2 separate regions of the Homo sapiens genome follow, and region 2 is linked to region 1. A link is a loop called in an ENCODE intact Hi-C map of the cell type or tissue named here. Cell type or tissue: natural killer cell. All regions are shown on one strand. Links, peaks and the distances in the headings refer to the core of each region. The heading gives the core; the rest is flanking DNA.

Region 1 (6,885 bases), core at 3,811-6,310:
AAGCCGAGGCAGACAGATCACCTGAGGTCGGGAGTTCAAGACCAGCCTGGCCAACATGGTGAAACCCATCTCTACTAAAAATACAAAAATTAGCTGGGTGCAGTGGTACATGCCTGTTATTTCAGCTACTTGGGAGGCTGAGGAAGGAGAATCACTTGAACCCAGGAGGCAGAGGTCGCAGTGAGCTGAGATTGCACCACTGCACTCTAGCCTGGGCTACAGAGACTTCGTCTCAAAAAAAAAAAAAAATGCTGGGTATGGTGGCTCACGCCTGTAATCCCAGAACTTTAGGAGGCCAAGGTGGGCAGATCATGAGGTCAAGAGATTGAGACCATCCTGGCCAATATGGTGAAACCCCATCTCTACTAAAAATACAAAATATTAGCCAGGCATGGTGGTGCATGCCTGTAGTCCCAGCTACTCGGGAGGCTGAGGCAGGAGAATCATTTGAACTTGGAAGGAGAGGTTGCAGTGAGCCGAGATCGCACCACTGCACTCCAGCCTGGCAACAGACAAGATTCTGTCTCTAACTAAATAAATAAATAAATTTGCGATTACTCGACACAAATAGAGGAACAGTCTACAATAAAAGTATGACAATGGAATATCCATCCATGAAGAGCTGAGACTTTGATGCCTTTTTAAGTATACTGAAAAAAATTTTTTTTCCTACTTTTCTCTCTTGGCAGAGATGGCTGTTTCTGTTCTCTCCTTTATTAGTCATAAGATTCCCTGATTTGCTGGGCGTATATATATATATACACTGAGAAAATGATGAAAATTTCTAGCCTTCCTTATAGCTAGTAATGGCCATATGAAACAGACCTGACCAGTAGGAAGTAAGGTGAAATAGTATGTAACATTTCTGAGAATAGTCCTTGGCTTCTGTGGGGTGGAGTAGAGGGAAGTAGTGACCTTACCCCGGATTTCTTTCCTTCCTACTGATTGGAATGTGGATATGATGGCTGAAGCAAGAGCAACAGTCTTACACGACAAAGTAAAAACTACATTTGGAGATGGCAGGCTAACAAAATAGAAGGGGTCTGGGTATCTGATGATTATTGTTTTCCATACTAGCCATGGACTAACTATATTAACATGAAAGACAAATTTCTGTGTCTTGGTCCATTTGGACTGCTATAACAAAATATCACAAACTGCGTAGATTATAAACAGTATAAATTTATTTTTAACAGTTCTGGAGGCTGGGAAGTCTATGACCAAGGTACCAACAAATTTGGTGTCTGGTGAGGGTCTGCTTTCTGGTTCACAGACGGCGCCTTCTCGTGGTGTCCTCCCACGGTAGAAGTGGCAAGCAGCTCTCTGGGGTCTCTCATAAGGGCATTCATCACATCCCTGAGGGCACTGCCCTCATGACCTGATCACCTCCCAAAGACCCTACCTCGTAACATCACATTGGTGATTAGAATTTTGGGGGAAACACAAACATGCACACCACAGCACTCTGCTGTTTTGAGTTTTCTATCTCCCAGAGCCAAACTCAATCTTAAATACACAGCTCTGAAAACACATTAGAAAAGTAGTCACCTGACAAATTCTGTCTGCTGGTTTCATTTTCTCTGTTCCTCGAAGGAGAACCTGGTTCTGAAATGCTGCTCTCTGTTCCTCCCATCAGTGGTTGCAAATGGCTTACAGATACTTGCTCAATAAAAGATGTGCCATGCTTATGGAAGTACCACCATTCAAATATCTATGACAAACAGAAAATATCCTGCACTTAGAATCGATCAGCAGATACATGAGCTCAAATTAAAACATTCTCTCAAGATGTCCTGTTCAATTCAGCATTTTAAATGCACTCTCCTTTCAAAAAGAAAAAAACATACAAACACAAGATTCACCAATAACATGTCACGTAAAAGTGAAATACATTTTTTATAGTTCCGTCATAAAATTTAGACAAGCTTAAGCAAAACTAGGCATATGTAATAAAGCATTAAAAACAGAAAGAAGCATTTTAATCTATAAGTAATTTAACTCTGTTAAGTTACATTGTCATTTTATTCTATCTGCAGCATAAACAGTTTTCAAATAATAAGCATAGTGGATGAACAGACTAGACTAGCATCAGCATGCCCATGTTTTAACTCCCAAATCAGTCATTTATTAGCTGTGTGCTGTGGGCAAGTCACTTAATCTCTTAATATCTCAGAGCCTCAGCTAAATGTGGTTAACAAGAATTATAAGAAAGTGCTTTCTGAAGCAAAAAGTACTACTCTGGTATTTGGCAAAATTATTAATAAAGGTTAAGGTCAAGTTGATTCCCATATTGAACCATTTAAAAATCAGGATATTCATTTCTTTCTATTTCCATGGTTTATCACTGATATAAAAAGAGAAACCAGGCCAGACACGGTGGTTCACGTCTGTAATTCCAGCACTTTGGGAGGCCAAGAAGTCCCAAAAGAGGGATCCTCAAGAAGAATCGCTTGAGCCCAAGAATTCTAGACCAGCCTGGACAAAACAGTGAGACCTCATCTCTACAGAAAAATATAAAAATAAAATATTAGCTGGGTGAGGTGGTGCATGCCTGCAGTTCCAGCTACTCAGGAAGTTGAAGTGGGAGGATCTCTTGAGCCCAAGGAGGTCAAGGCTGCAGTGAGCTGAGATTGCACCACTGCCCTCCAGCCTGGGCAATAGAGTGAGACCCTGTCTCAAAAAAAAAAAAAAAAAAAAAAAAAGTCACCTGACAGACTAGTCTTCTGCCAAATGTAGTGGATACATGTATTACTTTAAAGAATAAACAAAGCATATGCACAACTAAGAGATTTTAATCTTTTTATTTCCTTTTTTTAAAATGTTTTGAGATAGGATCCCACTGTCACCAGGCTGGAGTACAGTGGCATGATCACAGCTCACTGAAACCTTGACCTCCCTGGGCTCAGGTGATCATCCCACCTCAGCCTCCCGTGTAGCTAGGACTACAGGCATGTGCCACCATGCCCAGCTAATTTTTATGTTTTTTGTAGGGACAAGGTTTTGCCATGTTGCCCAGGCTGGTCTCAAATTCCTGGGCTTAAGCGCTCTGCCCTCCTTGGCCTCACAAAGTGCTAGGATTATGGGTGTAAGCTACCATGACCGGCCAGATTATAATATTTTTGAAAACTATTTTACTATGACCACAAACAGAACCCATCACAAAAAAATCAGCATTTTCAAATCTGTAGGAATGTTATTTTTTTGCTTCAGTAAATAACAGAACAAATATGCTACATAGGTGCCAAAAGTATAGTCATGTTGGGGCCCGCTGACTACATGCCACAACGTTTATAGGAAAGTGTGAGAAAATCATGGTGCAGCATTTTTTCTATCATGTCACTAATGTTTTATGCTCAGTCTAAAATGGTATCTCTTTCTGCTCACTCTTAAGTTAGCAAGAATTACCACCAAATGAGGCCATGGTTTGACTTCTACCATATATTTTACTAAGAAGTGAGATAAAACTTCTTTACACAAGCAGAAACTGTTCATGTGACAGAAAAGGTTTATATTGAATAAATCTTGGCTAAGAAAATTGGATAGGGCCAGGCACGGTGGCTCATGCCTATAATCCCAACACTTTGGGAGGCTGAGGTGGGAGGATCACTTGAGGCTGGGAATTTGAGATTAACCTGGACAACATAGTGAGACCCCATCTCTACAAAACATAAAAAAAATGAGCCAGGTGTGAGGGTGTGTGCCTGTAGTCCCAGCTACTTTGGAGGCTGAGGTGGGAGGATTGCTTGAGTTCAGCAGGTCAAGGCTGCTGTGAGCTGTGATTGTACCACTTCACTCCAGCCTGGGTGACAGAGTAAAACACTGTTTCGAAAAAAAAAAAGAGAAGATAAGTACCATCAAGGGCAACAACAACACACTTCCCTTCACCATACAAAGTGCAGGTGGGTTTTCTAATGAATGAGTATGAAGTTAGGGGCTTTTTTCAACTTTTGAGTCAACTTTTTAACACAAATGAACAATGGTAATAATAACTGCAAATACTTATCAAAAGCTTTCTATGAGCCACACATTATGCCAATCCTTGACATGCATTATGTCATTTAATTTTTATAACAACTGATTTTAGAGATGAGGACACACATTCCAAATTTAAATAACAGTTCACATCACTGGTAACTGGCAGAGCTGGGATTCTTATTCAGGTTTGCCTGACTTCGGAGCTTCCAACCATTACACCAGACTGATTCATAAATATATCTCTTTATACATGTATATGTGATTATATGTATATACAAGTTTGTTAAATCCAGGTGGTAAAAGAAATTATAAACACAACAACCTTTGCTAATAAAAACCCATCAACATTGCAAGGGTAATAATACAGTTTAACCTTTAAAATGTTACTTGAATTTCCTAATTTGTGTATATTTAAAATGCGGTTTTATAAAGAGTAACAAAAGGTTTTTTTGGGTTTTTGTTGTTGTTGTTTTGTTGTTGAGACAAGGTCCACTCTGTTGCCCGGGCTGGAGTGCAGTAGCATGATCACAGCTCACCACAGCCACGATTTCCTGGGCTCAAGCAATCCTCCCACCTCAGTCTCTGAAGTAGCTGGGACTACAGGAATGCGCCACCACAACGCGCTAAATTTTTAAAATTTTATACAGAGACCAGATCTTGTTCATTTGTCCAGGCTGCTCTTGAACTCCTGGCCACAAGCAATCCTCCTGCCTCAGCCTCCCACAGTGTTGGCAGTACAGACACGAGACACCACACCTGGCCACAAAAAGTTTTTTACAAGGTTTTAGACATCATATATATAAGTTATCCCCCTCTTATAAATGAGGAAATTATAGCTTAGACAGTTTATGTAGCTTGCCCAAAATTATCAGCTAGTAAGTGGCAGAGTTAAGATTCAAAATTTTATCTTCTGGTTCCCAAACCAGAGCTTTTTCCACTATATCAGCTGCTTAATATTGATAGTTTCTTTAAAACAAACAAACAAAAACCATATTAAATAGAGACAGGGTCTTGTTGTTGCCCAGGCTGGTCTCAAACTTCTGGCATTAAGGGATTCTCCCACTCCATCCTCCCAAAGTGTTGGGATTACAGGTGTAAGCCACCGTGCCTGGCTTAAAGACAGTTTATCGTCTTTACTTAGACTTTTGTATGCTATGGACTAAACATGCTAAAATATGCTTATGTTAAATTATGAGGCTTATATTAACATGTAGTTTTAATCCTGAATTCCTCAATAGCTTCTATTTTTTTTAGCCAAGAGAAAAATCTCGTTCTTGTTTGGCATTTCACTTTAACAAAATGGTCTGTATTTAGTCCCTATTTAAAAAAATAGATCCAATACAAATGCTATTTCTACTACAGCTGGAGAGCACCACCTAGAGATAAAAAAAAGAACAGGCTGGGCATGGTGGTTCACGCCTGGAACCTTAGCACTTTGGGAGGCCGAGGAGAATGGATCGTTTATGCCCAAGCGTCTGAGACTACCCTGAACAACACAGTGAGACTCTGTCTCTACAAAAAATAAATAAAAATTTAAAGGGAAGAGAAAAATTTATTGGCTATGCATGGCATAAAACTTCTTAAGATTTTTATCTGCAGCAGTATTGTTCCAAAGTGTACACTAGTAAACATGACATCCTAGGGATGTTAACGTGAATTATAAAAAATATTTTATTTTTTTTAAATTAAAAATATCTTCTTCAAGGAAAAGTTGAATTAAAGTTAAACAGTTTTGTTGTTTTTGTTTTTTGAAACAGAGTCTTGCTCTGTCACTCAGGTTAGAGTGCAGTGGCACCATCTTGGCTCACTGTAACCTCTCCCTCCAGGGTTCAAGTGATCCTCCCACCTTGGCCTCTCCAGTAGCTGGGACTATAGGTGCGCCACACACGCCTAATTTTTGTATTTTTTTGAAGAGACAGGGTTTTTCCATGTTTCCCAGGCTGGTCTCGAACTCTATCACCCCACCTCGGTCTCCCAAAGTGCTAGGATTACAGGTATGAACCACTGTATCAGGCCAAACAGGTTTCTTAATTGTGAGAATTCTCAGAATAATGGCCAAAATTCATTAAGTGTACATTCTGAACCAGCTATCATGTTATAAACTTACAACATTATCTGATTTACTCTTCATAATCCTATAAAGTTCATGCTATTAACTGCCAGTTAACAGATGAGGAAACTGGGGCTTGAAAAAACTGTAAGTTGAATTCATGACACATAAATTTTAGTCTTCCCAATGTTGCCAATATTAAAATGCTGTAGTCAGACATGGTGGCACATGCCTGTAATCCCAGCTACTAGGGAGGCTGAGACGGGAGGATGGCTTGAGCCCAGGAGTTAAGGCCACAGTGTGCTATAATGGTGCCTGTGAATATCGACTGTACTCTGGCCTGGGCAACGTAGTGAGACTCCATCTCAATTTTTTTTTAATGGGCAAATTTTATATAAAAACTGTATGTCCAGGTTCTACTTATTTATTCATTCATTTTTGAGAAAGGGTTTCTCTCTGTCGCCCAGGCTGGAGTGCAGTGGCAAGATCTTGGTTCACTGTAACCTCCACCTCCCAAGTTCAAGAGATTCTTATGCCTCAGCCTTCCGAGTAGCTGGGACTACAGGCACATACCACCATACCCAGTTATTTTTTGTATTTTAGTAGACGGAGTTTCATCATGTTGGCCAGGCTGTTCTTGAACTCCTGGCCTCAAGTGATCTGCCTGCTTCAGGCTCCCAAAGTGCTGGGATTATAGGTGTTAGCCACCACGTCCGGCCTGTCTGGGTTCTCTTTAAATCATTTGAAAAATTGAAAAACCTGGTAATACTAGTTCCAAGTCTATATGGCAACAATTAGCTTTAGCCTCTTTTAGAAGGGGCATGCACTGTCCAGGCTACCCAGTCCTCAAAGAAATAAGA
Region 2 (10,103 bases), core at 5,736-8,235, 1.3 Mb after region 1:
GTCGGGCATGGTGGCTCACACCTGTAATCTCAACACTTTGGGAGGCTGAGATGGGAACCCTAGAGGTTGAGGCTGCAGTAAGCCATGATCACACTACTGCACTCCAGCCTAGATGACCAAGTGAGGCCCTGTCTCAAAAAAAAAAAAAAAAAAAGGCCAGGCATGGTGGCTCACGCCTATAATCACTTTGGGAGGCCAAGGTGGGCAGATCACGAGGTCGGGAGATCGAGAGACCATCCTGGCTAACACAGTGAAACCTTGTCTCTACTAAAAACACAAAAAATTAGCCGGGCATGGTGACACACACCTGTAGTCCCAGCTATTCAGGAGGCTGAGGCAGGAGAATAACTTGAACCCAGGAGGCAGAGGTTGCAGTGAGCAGAGATCGTGCCACTGCACTCCAGCCTGGGTGACAGAGCGAGACTCCGTCTCAAAAAAAAAAAAAAAAAATTACCAAATGTTATCTAGGTAAAGAGGAGTGTGAGGAATGTTCAAGGCGGAGGTAACAACATGTGTGCAAGGCCCTATGGCAGAGGAAGCATGGCAAGGACAAGAAAATGAGCATGCTATAAGAAGCTGGAGAGACACCATGTAGGACATTGATAGCCATTTTAAAAGGTTCTTTGGGAGGTAAATGAAGTTCTATTTGTGAAGCACTTTTAGCACAGAGTCTGGAACACAGTTCTATGGATTAGCTGTTGTTACTGTGGAAAGTAGATGAACAGAAAACGTATATAAGGAAATGCAGATTTAAAATAATCATGGAACATTTTAAGGCTCAGAAATCCAATGAATGAAATTAACATAATAAAGTACTATTTTATGCTAGTTATATCAGAAAAAAAGTCATGATTTTTACCTGATACAGTTTAAGTACAGAGGTTAAGAGGCTTTGAAAAAAAACAGACTGGTTTCAAATCCGGGCTTTTCCATTTCATGGGTAAAAATGAACATAATATTTTCCTCTTGGGGTAGTTGTAACGATTAAACGAGATCACGTACGGCAAAGCACTTAGCAGATTGCCTAGTACATAGTAAGTAGGCAAAATGTTTTCATCTTTTATTCTCTTTTATATTTATTAAGTCTAGCAAGGTGGTAGAGAAGATGATAAATTCATATATTGCAAATTAGAAAAACTCCTTTGGAAATACATTTGGTAATACTTAACCAATTAGATGCTAATAGTCTTTGACCCAGTAATAACATTTTTGGGGATCTAGCCTAAGGATTAATCCAAAAGAAGGGAAAAACCACATGGAAAAATATATTCATATTAGTGTTATCAATAATCATGAAAAACTAGAAATAACTGTTTAACAATGGAGAAATAAATTATTTGGGTATTACTATGTCTCAGGAAGTTTATATACTTATTATCTTCACAGCAGTTCTTCAAAGTGAATATTATTCCCACATTTTACTGACTTAATCCAAGGTCACATAGCTAATCATGGGCATAACTTAAATTCAAACCAAGATTTATATGACTCCAAAGTTTTTATGACTTCAGATGACAAAGCAAGACTACCTGAAATTGAAATTCAGTTCCACCACTTACTAGCTATGTGACCCTGAGCAAGTTAATTGACCTCTCTGTTTGTTTCCTCACCTATAAAATGGAAATGAAAACAGTACCTTCCTCAATGGAGCAAATGAGTTTATATATGAGTGTTTAGAACAGTGTCTGTAAGAGGTATAGAAGCATTCTCTATTATGATTATTATTCTTTCATTATAAAACCAGATGGACAGGCTGGGCGCGGTGGCTCACACCTGTAATCCCAGTACTTTGGGAGGCCAAGGCAGGCAGATCATGAGGTCAAGGGATCGAGACCATCCTGGCCAACATGATGAAACCCCATCTCTACTAAAAATACAAAAATTAGCTGGGTGTGGTGGCACACTCCTGTAGTCCCAGCTACTGGGGAGGCTGAGCCAGGAGAATAGCTTGAACCCGGGAGGTGGTGGTTGCAGTGAGCCGAGATCATGCCACTGCATTCCAGCCTGGTGACAGAGTGAGACTCCATCTCAAAACAACAACAACAACAACAACAACAACAAAACCCACATAGACAAATATATGTCCATGTGATGATGCTGCATCATCAACTATTAAAAATCATATACATTTTAATCAGCCTGATAATTTTGGTATAATGGTAAGTGAAAATATGAGAACACAAAATTGTATCTATGCTATAATTACAATAATATTAAAAATTTACATAAATGGACAAGAACTAGAAGATCCACAAAAAAAGCTATTGTTGGTTTTCATGTGTGTGTATGACAGGGTCCCACTCTGTCTCCCTGGCTGGTGTGCAGTGGTGCAATCTCAGCTCACTACACCCTCCACCCCCTGGGGTCAAGTGATCCTCCCACTTCAGCCTCCCAGGTAGCTGGGATTACAGGCATGTGCCACCACTTCTGGCTAATTTTTTATTTTTAGTGGAGACGGGGTTTCATCATGTTGCCCAGGCTTGTCTTGAACTCCTGGACTCAAGCCATCTGCTCGTCTCAGCCTCTCAAAGTGCTGGGATTACAGGCGCGAGCCACCTCACCTGGCCAAGATCCACAAAAAAAGTTTTGATTTGTTAGAATGTTGGTATTATGGTGAGTTTACTTTCTTTTAACTTTCAATAATATTGTTTTATAACAATAATAAGGAACGTTTGAAAATACCTTTAGAAATTTCAACAGTATAGTTGCATCCTGCTGTTTCTGCTGTGTAGAAACTATACTAACTATGTCCTTACCCTAAAACTTACCCTAAAACTAGGTCCTTTGAGAGACTCAGTGTCATTGGATGAAGTAGAACACTATTGGATAAGGATTAATGTTACAGCTCTGTAATAAGACAGATCTGAGTTAAATTTCATCTCTATGGCTGAACAGCTGAGTGAGCTTAGGCCAATTATTTAACTTCTCAGAGCTTCAGTTTCCTCATTTGTAAGTCAGAAATGACATTTGTAGCTATTTCACAGGGTTTTCTTAAGGAGTAGTAAATAAGAAAATGAATGTTGATGTTTCCTTGACCACCTCACCCAGACTATCACAATTATATTAAATATTTAATATAGCAATTAGTTGTTTAATGTCTGCCTCTCTAAGACATATCTATTGCCTTATAACATAAGCTCCACTAAAGCATGGAGCATTGCATTGCATTCCTAGCATCTAGGGCATTACTTTGCACACAATAAGCACTCAATGAATGTTTATATGAATGTATAAAAACCTTAGATGGGTGGTCAGTGGTAGTTTCAACTACAGAAAAGTTACTGAATTTAGTCCTGGCACAGGGAAAAGACATAAGCAGCATGGCACTGGCTTCAGCTGCCATTAACAGGACTGCCACATCCAATTATGAATACAGTCCTCTCACAGTATCTGTGGGGGACTGGTTCCAGGACCACCCCCTTCAATTACCAAAATCTGTGGATGCTCAAGTCCCTCATATAAAATGGCATAGTATTTACACATACTATACATGACCTCTTGTATATTTTAAATCATCTCTACATTACTTATAATACCTAATACAATGTAAATGCTAGATAAATTGTTGTTATGCTTTATATTTTTTATTTTTTGTTGTTGTGTTATTTTTGGTATTTTTTTCAAATATTTTTGATCCATAGTTGGTTGAATCCAAGGATGTAGAACTTGGGGATACAGACAGCCATCTGTATTGTTCTCTGTACAAAGATGTATGGCCAAGAAGGAAGTGGAGACTGAAATCTGAACCATGGACCTGGGGAGAGGGTAAAGGGGTTAGGATGCTCAGGGAATCTACCTGGAAATAGAGATGCCTTTTGATAATTCCCTTAAAGTTACCACCAGTTAAGTGAACAGTGGCCTTGTGTCACAGAATGAGTCCTCAAACCTCGGAAACATAAAATCCTGGGAGAATACATTAAGGGCTTAAGATGGGACACAGAACATGACCAGATGGAAAGCCCTCTGATTTAGTGGCAGTATTTACCTTGTCCAAGCAAGCAGTCTAGCCTCATTCACTACTCCTCTACTCCCCCAAAGCTCTCTATCTGGTGTCTCATCTGAAACCTTTAGATGGAGCTGAGAGGAAGACTCTATTTTTCCACTGGAGGACATGAGTCAGTGAACAGTGAGGTTACACTTAATCACTACCCAAAAACAAGGTCCTTAAAATCAGGAGCTAGAAAAGCAAGGAAGTGATTAATATAAAAGTCAGGATAGTGATTATCCCTTGGCCAGGGTAGGACAGGACAGGGGCAGATGGGTGTAGGGGACCTGATGGGGCATGGGTCTTCGGGGGTCTGACAGTTTCTTGACTTGGGTAGTGGTTGCACTGCTAATGGTTGCTTTATAATTATACTTAAATGTTTTATGTACTTTTCTAAATGTGTATTATATTGCACAATATTAAGCAGCTAAAAAAAACTATAACAAGTTTTTAAGCAGGGAAAAAATGACCAGATTTGGCTGGGCGTGGTGGCTCATGCCTATAATCCTAGTACTTTGGGAGGCTGAGGCGAGTGGATTACCTGGTTGGACAGACCAGCCTGGCCAACATGGTGGAACCTTGTCTCTACTAAAAATACAAAATTAGCCAGGCGTGGTGGCTCATGCCTGTAATCCCAGCTACTTGGGAGGCTGAGGCAGGAAAATCGCTTGAACCAGGGAGGTGGAGGCTGCAGTGAGCCGAGATGGTGTCATTGCATTCCAGCCTGGGTGACAAGAGCAAAACTTTGTCGCCCCCAAAAAAAAGACCAGATTTGTATGATTAAAAGATCACTTGGGTGTTGAACTGAAAATTGACTGAAGGTGGGGCAAGGCTAGAGGCAGAGAAGCCAGTTAGGAGGTAGCTGCTATATTTTGGTGAGAAATTATAATGACTTTAGCTGAGAAAAGGTAAAATATTAGGGATATAGTCTACATTTTTTTTTTTTTGAGACAGAAGTTCGCTCTTGTTGTCCAGGCTGGAGTGCAACAGCTCTATCTCAGTTCACTGCAACCTCTGCCTCCCGAGTTTAAGCGATTCTCCTGTGTCAACCTCTTGAGTAGCTAGGATTACAGGTGCCTGCCACCACGCCCAGCTAATTTTTGTATTTTTAGTAGAAATGGGGTTTCATTATGTTGGCCAGGATGGTCTCAAACTCCTGACCTCAGGTGATCCACCCGCCTCGGCCTCCCAAAGTGCTGGGTTTACAGGTGTGAGCCACTGCCCCCGGCCAGTCTACATTATTTTAAAAAACACAACCAAAATAAAACAGAGGCCGGCACTGCCCCTCAGCTCACTTTTTACATCTATGCCTTGGGTTACCTTGGCTTAGGAATTATAGTCCAGGGGCAGGGACATGTATACACATGTGCTAGAACTTCCTACTTATCTCCTTTCAGGTAACTCTACCAGAGGGGCTCAGACTGATCAGCCAGTGGCAGTGAGAGCACATTTTTCATAGTACCACAAGATTATCCATGTTGAGCTGACATCGGAGTTCCTATCATAATATCTAATCACTCAATAATATCTAATTACTCAAGACTTTCAGAGTGTTTTCACATCTGCTATCCGGTACCAGAGTGTTAGCTCCAGGAGGCAAAGGTTTTGGTTCTTTTTGTTCACCGCTGTATTTTTAGTGCTTAGAACTGAACTTGGTACATACTAAGTGCTCAATAAATGGTACTCAATAAATGACCACATTTAATGATTGTTATTGATATTTAATCATCACAACAATCCTGTGAGGATAGGTAGGACATGTATTATTATCCCCATTTTATAAGTTAGAAAACAGAGAGATTTAAGAACATGTCAAATACTTCATAATTTGGTGAAAAAAAATCATGATTTAATTTCAGGTTTGTACTTCAGTTCCCCTCTTTCCACCCATTTCTTCACAACTGAAGAGCTAAGGTTTAAAATTCTTATATCTCTGAAACGCCAGCTGTAAGCATTCTAAAATACATGATAGGTACTATTAGACACCCTATGTTATCTGATATCTCAGCTTGTAGGGTGAATGAGGCCTACCCAGCTGCCATTGCATCAATAATCACAGTTCTCTCAAAGGAGATTCACTGTTCTTCTGGGTAATCTAATCCACCCAACCTGAAGCTACCTTGTACTCATGTTTCTCTCCTTGACCTACACTTGTCTCTACTCTCCATCCTAGCCATTCCACTTCTCCAAGCAAAAGAAGTTAAGGAAGCCCTGTTATTGAAAAAACACATGTTATAATATATTTTTCATATGAAAAAGAAAAGAAAAATGATGGCCAGACATAGTGGTTCATGCCTGTAATCCCAGCACTTTGGGAGGCAAGATGGGAGGATTGCTTGAAGCCAGGAGTTCGAGACAAGCCTGGGCAAAAAAGCAAGGCTCGTATCTACAAAAAAGAAAAAAACAATTTTTTTTTAAATTAGCCAGGCATGGCGATACACACCTGTGGCCCCAGCTACTCAGGAGGCTGAGGCAAGAGAATCACTTGAGGCCAGGAGTTCAAGGCTACAGTGAGCTGTGGTTGCACTGCTGCACTCCAGCCTGGGTGACAGAGTAAGATTCTGAATCTTAAAAAAACAAACAACAACAACAAAAAAAACTGTGGCAGTGGGTAGTTTTGGTGCTCTTCAAAAACCTTTGTCAACCAAATAGAATCCCAGAGGGGAGGCTAAAAATGTAATATTGCATGAAAAGTTAACATTGGTCTCTTTCTTCTTAATATTAATTAAAATTAGTAATATAAAGCATAAACCACAACTTAGATACCTGGGGAAATCTGGATGTTCAATTAATATTAGTGTTTTTACATCTGGAGTTGTATATGTCTTCTGTAGGATTCCTAACCAAACTCCAAAGAACTAGCAAACAAAATATTAAAACCAGTAATTTTGAGAGAATACCTGAAATACATGCAAACCACTCAGAGAAGTCAAACTTTTTTTTTTCTGTCTTCCCCGCCAAGGTCTCATATTTACTTTATCCCAAGAGCAATTTGGTCTCGGAAAATTGGACCCCCATAGTCAGTTAAATAGTGTATGTAACTACCCTGAGAGGGTCACATACAGGACTCACCAGAAATTCATTGGCAAACTCCTCTTTAGTAATTTTCTTGCTTTGGGCCTCATCCAGGAACTTCTGCAGAATTTCTCTTTGGTCCATGCTGCAGAGCAAGAAAAATAGTCTATAAGTAGGTTGAGGGAGGGCATGTCAAATGTGTGTCATGGCCGAGACACCTCCAAAAAGCCACTGCTGCCGCCTGAGCAGAGCATGCTGAAGGCTGTGGTTTACTGACTTCATCACAAGCCCTAGAGGAAATTAGTACGTAACCACCTTCTGTGGTCACATAACACAGCCATCATCTCACTCCAGGGCCCTAGTGCCTTCCTTCTCAGCAAAGGAACCTGGTTACAATTCAAATTTTTAACAAACAAGAGGCTAACTAGAACGTAAAGTGTGGTCTGCTTAACTGAGATTATTCCATTCCATCACCCATATGCAAAACTCACCTTTCTTCTTGCCTCCCAGAGAAAGAACAGAATTACAGGTCTCCTGAATGAGTTCTGTCTCTCCCCATTTTCCCAGTGAGCACAAGGGCCAAGTTGACACCTTCTGTTTCCTTATGTCCCAAATGAACTCTGCAAAGTTCAGTTAGGCCCAGGAAAGAAGACAGACACTGTTTAGAGTGAGTGACATGTCTTCTACCCGGACTGTTCATCGAAAGGTTTCTTGTCAGTGTGATCAATGAGAAACTTCTGTTCATCACAGAAGGTATTTTTATTCATAACTTTTAAGTCTGCTATATATACCTCAAACTCCCTTTTGAATGAAGCAAAGTCAGATGCTTCTGACAGTCTGTGTCTCTCCCAGGACTGGGGAAGTGCTGACCTCCATTAAGGGAAGTGTTGATTTCAGCACCTCTTCAACCCTCCCAGTAACCTTTGAAGCTTCACTTGGGTTCTGGATATAAAGACTAAGAGTGTTGGTCTATATAGGATCTAGAGCAAGTGGCCCCCACAAGGAGCACCTGACCAGACAGTTAGCTCAATACCCTGCATATGTAATGCTGGTAAACTGTGATGGAACAAAAAGAAAGTAAAATCAACCACCTTGCTGACAACATTGTAACTTTTAGGGCAGAAAGCCTGAAGAACTGTTTCTAAAGAACACATTTCTACTCTGCAACCAATGTCTTAGGAAATAAATTTGTTTCAGGAAGTTATGCTGTGCCTGTGGCATTTTGGCCCTGAAAGGCAGGCTCTTCTAGAAAAACTTTCCACATTTGAGCTTGCATAACCTCTCAATGGGTACAAGTCTACCCAAGTGCCTAATTCAGTGTGAGAACATCCAAAAATCAGTATATCATCTTTATTGAAGGCAGAAGTTCAACAAATGTTAACAAAATTAGTCTTGATCCTGAAGAAAACTGGGAAATGTGTTGTTAGGACTTCCTCTATTTAAGATATTAGCAATCCTTTCTGTTTTGCAACATTATTCAAACTTCCTTCAGGATATCATGATTCTGAACACTGCTTAATCTGAACATTAAAGATACTGCATGCTCTTTACTAAGTACTGCAAAAAAAAAAGAAAGATCATCGAGATATCTTGGTTATAGACAACTTAAAGACAATATTTCAAATTAAGAAACTCAATCCCAGTATACATAAATTAAAATAAACCCTCATTCTTCAGCAATATTTGTTAGGAATAGTATATTTCTTAAATTATCCCCATCTAGAATTAAGAGAGAATTTCTTGCTGCTCTAAGTAACGTGATGTTTACTTTGGCTATTTTAAAACATAAAATATGGGAAATCTTTGATTTATAAAAATACAAAATTTCAAGTTTGTAATAACTAAAACCATGTAAAAGTGTGTACATAGTTAAAGACTAAAAGAAGCAAAAAAGAATCAATTGTGTAAGTTTGCTTTCTAAAATTATCATAATTTTAGAATTATGATAAAGTTTGCTTTCTAAAATTATCATACCGTTTTTAAAATTAGAAATAAACATTTAAAAATCCATTAAGTTGTTCAACAAATTTATTGAGTACCCACTAAATTCTAAACATTGTCTTAGGAGATTGGCATACAACACTGAGAAAGCCAGAATATGGTAAAAACAAAACAAAACAAAACAAAAACATCCTTAGCCAGTTAATAAAGCAACTCAGAACTAAAGATACAGACATGATTACTGATAAAAATTAAAACACTCCTTAGGTAACTTTGGGAAAGAAAATAAAAATAAAAACATTCCAAACTAACTTGCTTAATTGCAGAGTAGCAAAGCATAATCCTAAAAGGAAAATGATTTTCTATGTTTGGACAAAGAAGATAATATAGTTTTATAATTTCTCTGTACCCTTAGAATGTCCTCAATTACACAAAACTAGAACTTTATTAATTTTTATTAATTGATGAGGCAAACCTGCCTAATAAAATTTAAATCTATTTTTCTCAAGCCTATATTTCAGCACAATCTCTTACTAACTTTCTTGTTTCTTCTTAATGAGGGAGAAGACAGAAATAAATAGGAGATAACAAAAAAAATTTTGCTTAGATGCCTCCATAGTCCCTTTCCTCAAAATCTAAGAATCTGTAAATAGTGTCTTGGCAGAACTTCACACTTTTTTAAAAAAGCAAGCAGCAATCTATTCTACTGTAAACCCAAAAGGTATAGAGACATTGTGAAATAACCAAACCCCCAAAACCCACTTAGCTACAAGGCCATTTCCTGAGCAGACCACTCAAGCAAGCAAAAAACAAACTGAAGAAGAAAACAAAAAACTTTAATTATTTTTTTTGTTTTGGGTTTTTTTGTTTGTTTGTTTGTTTTGTTTTGAGACAGGGTCTTGCTATGTTACCCAGACTAGTCTGGAACTCCTGGGCTCAAGTGATCCTTCCACTTCAGACTTCCAAGTAGCTGGAGCTATTATTTTTTTTTTAAAAAAATAAGCTACTACTTAATTTATCACACTTCCTTCTACAGAGCACAATGCTTTTTGATGAAGATTGTGTTGACTCATTTGTATCTTGCGGGAAGATAAAGAGCTGGGGAGGGGAAACAAGACATGCAGTAAAGGTTGGCAAATACCTAAAAGAGTTTCAGAATTTA

The links. Hi-C counts contacts between places; a loop is a spot of excess contacts. Peaks named below come from ENCODE experiments on the same cell type or tissue, not always from the same donor. Only the 100,000 strongest peaks of a DNase experiment are listed, where the experiment ranks them.
Region 2: it touches region 1 in a loop (7-fold over the local background); 4 of 110 quality-filtered maps call a loop at or near these places.

Annotation. Positions count from the first base shown.
Region 1 is chr1:112,609,293-112,616,177 of GRCh38, forward strand. It overlaps ST7L (suppression of tumorigenicity 7 like), which reads right to left. Exons shown (of 15, transcript NM_017744.5): 3 at 1,549-1,711. Among named protein-coding and RNA genes, the nearest start is that of ST7L, 6.4 kb to the right of the region's middle. In natural killer cell, for the core only: a CTCF peak has its summit at 5,368; a DNase peak (open chromatin) is centred at 5,369.
Region 2 is chr1:113,864,480-113,874,582 of GRCh38, forward strand. It overlaps PTPN22 (protein tyrosine phosphatase non-receptor type 22), which reads right to left and starts at 7,233. Exons shown (of 21, transcript NM_015967.8): 1 at 7,058-7,233. The coding sequence starts at 7,144. The region is part of intron 3 of AP4B1-AS1 (AP4B1 antisense RNA 1); the gene reads left to right. RefSeq lists enhancers at 6,371-6,420, 6,979-7,238. In natural killer cell, for the core only: no CTCF peak of the experiment used is centred there; DNase peaks (open chromatin) are centred at 6,502, 7,272 and 7,992; H3K4me3 peaks cover 1,575 bases; H3K27ac peaks cover 2,445 bases.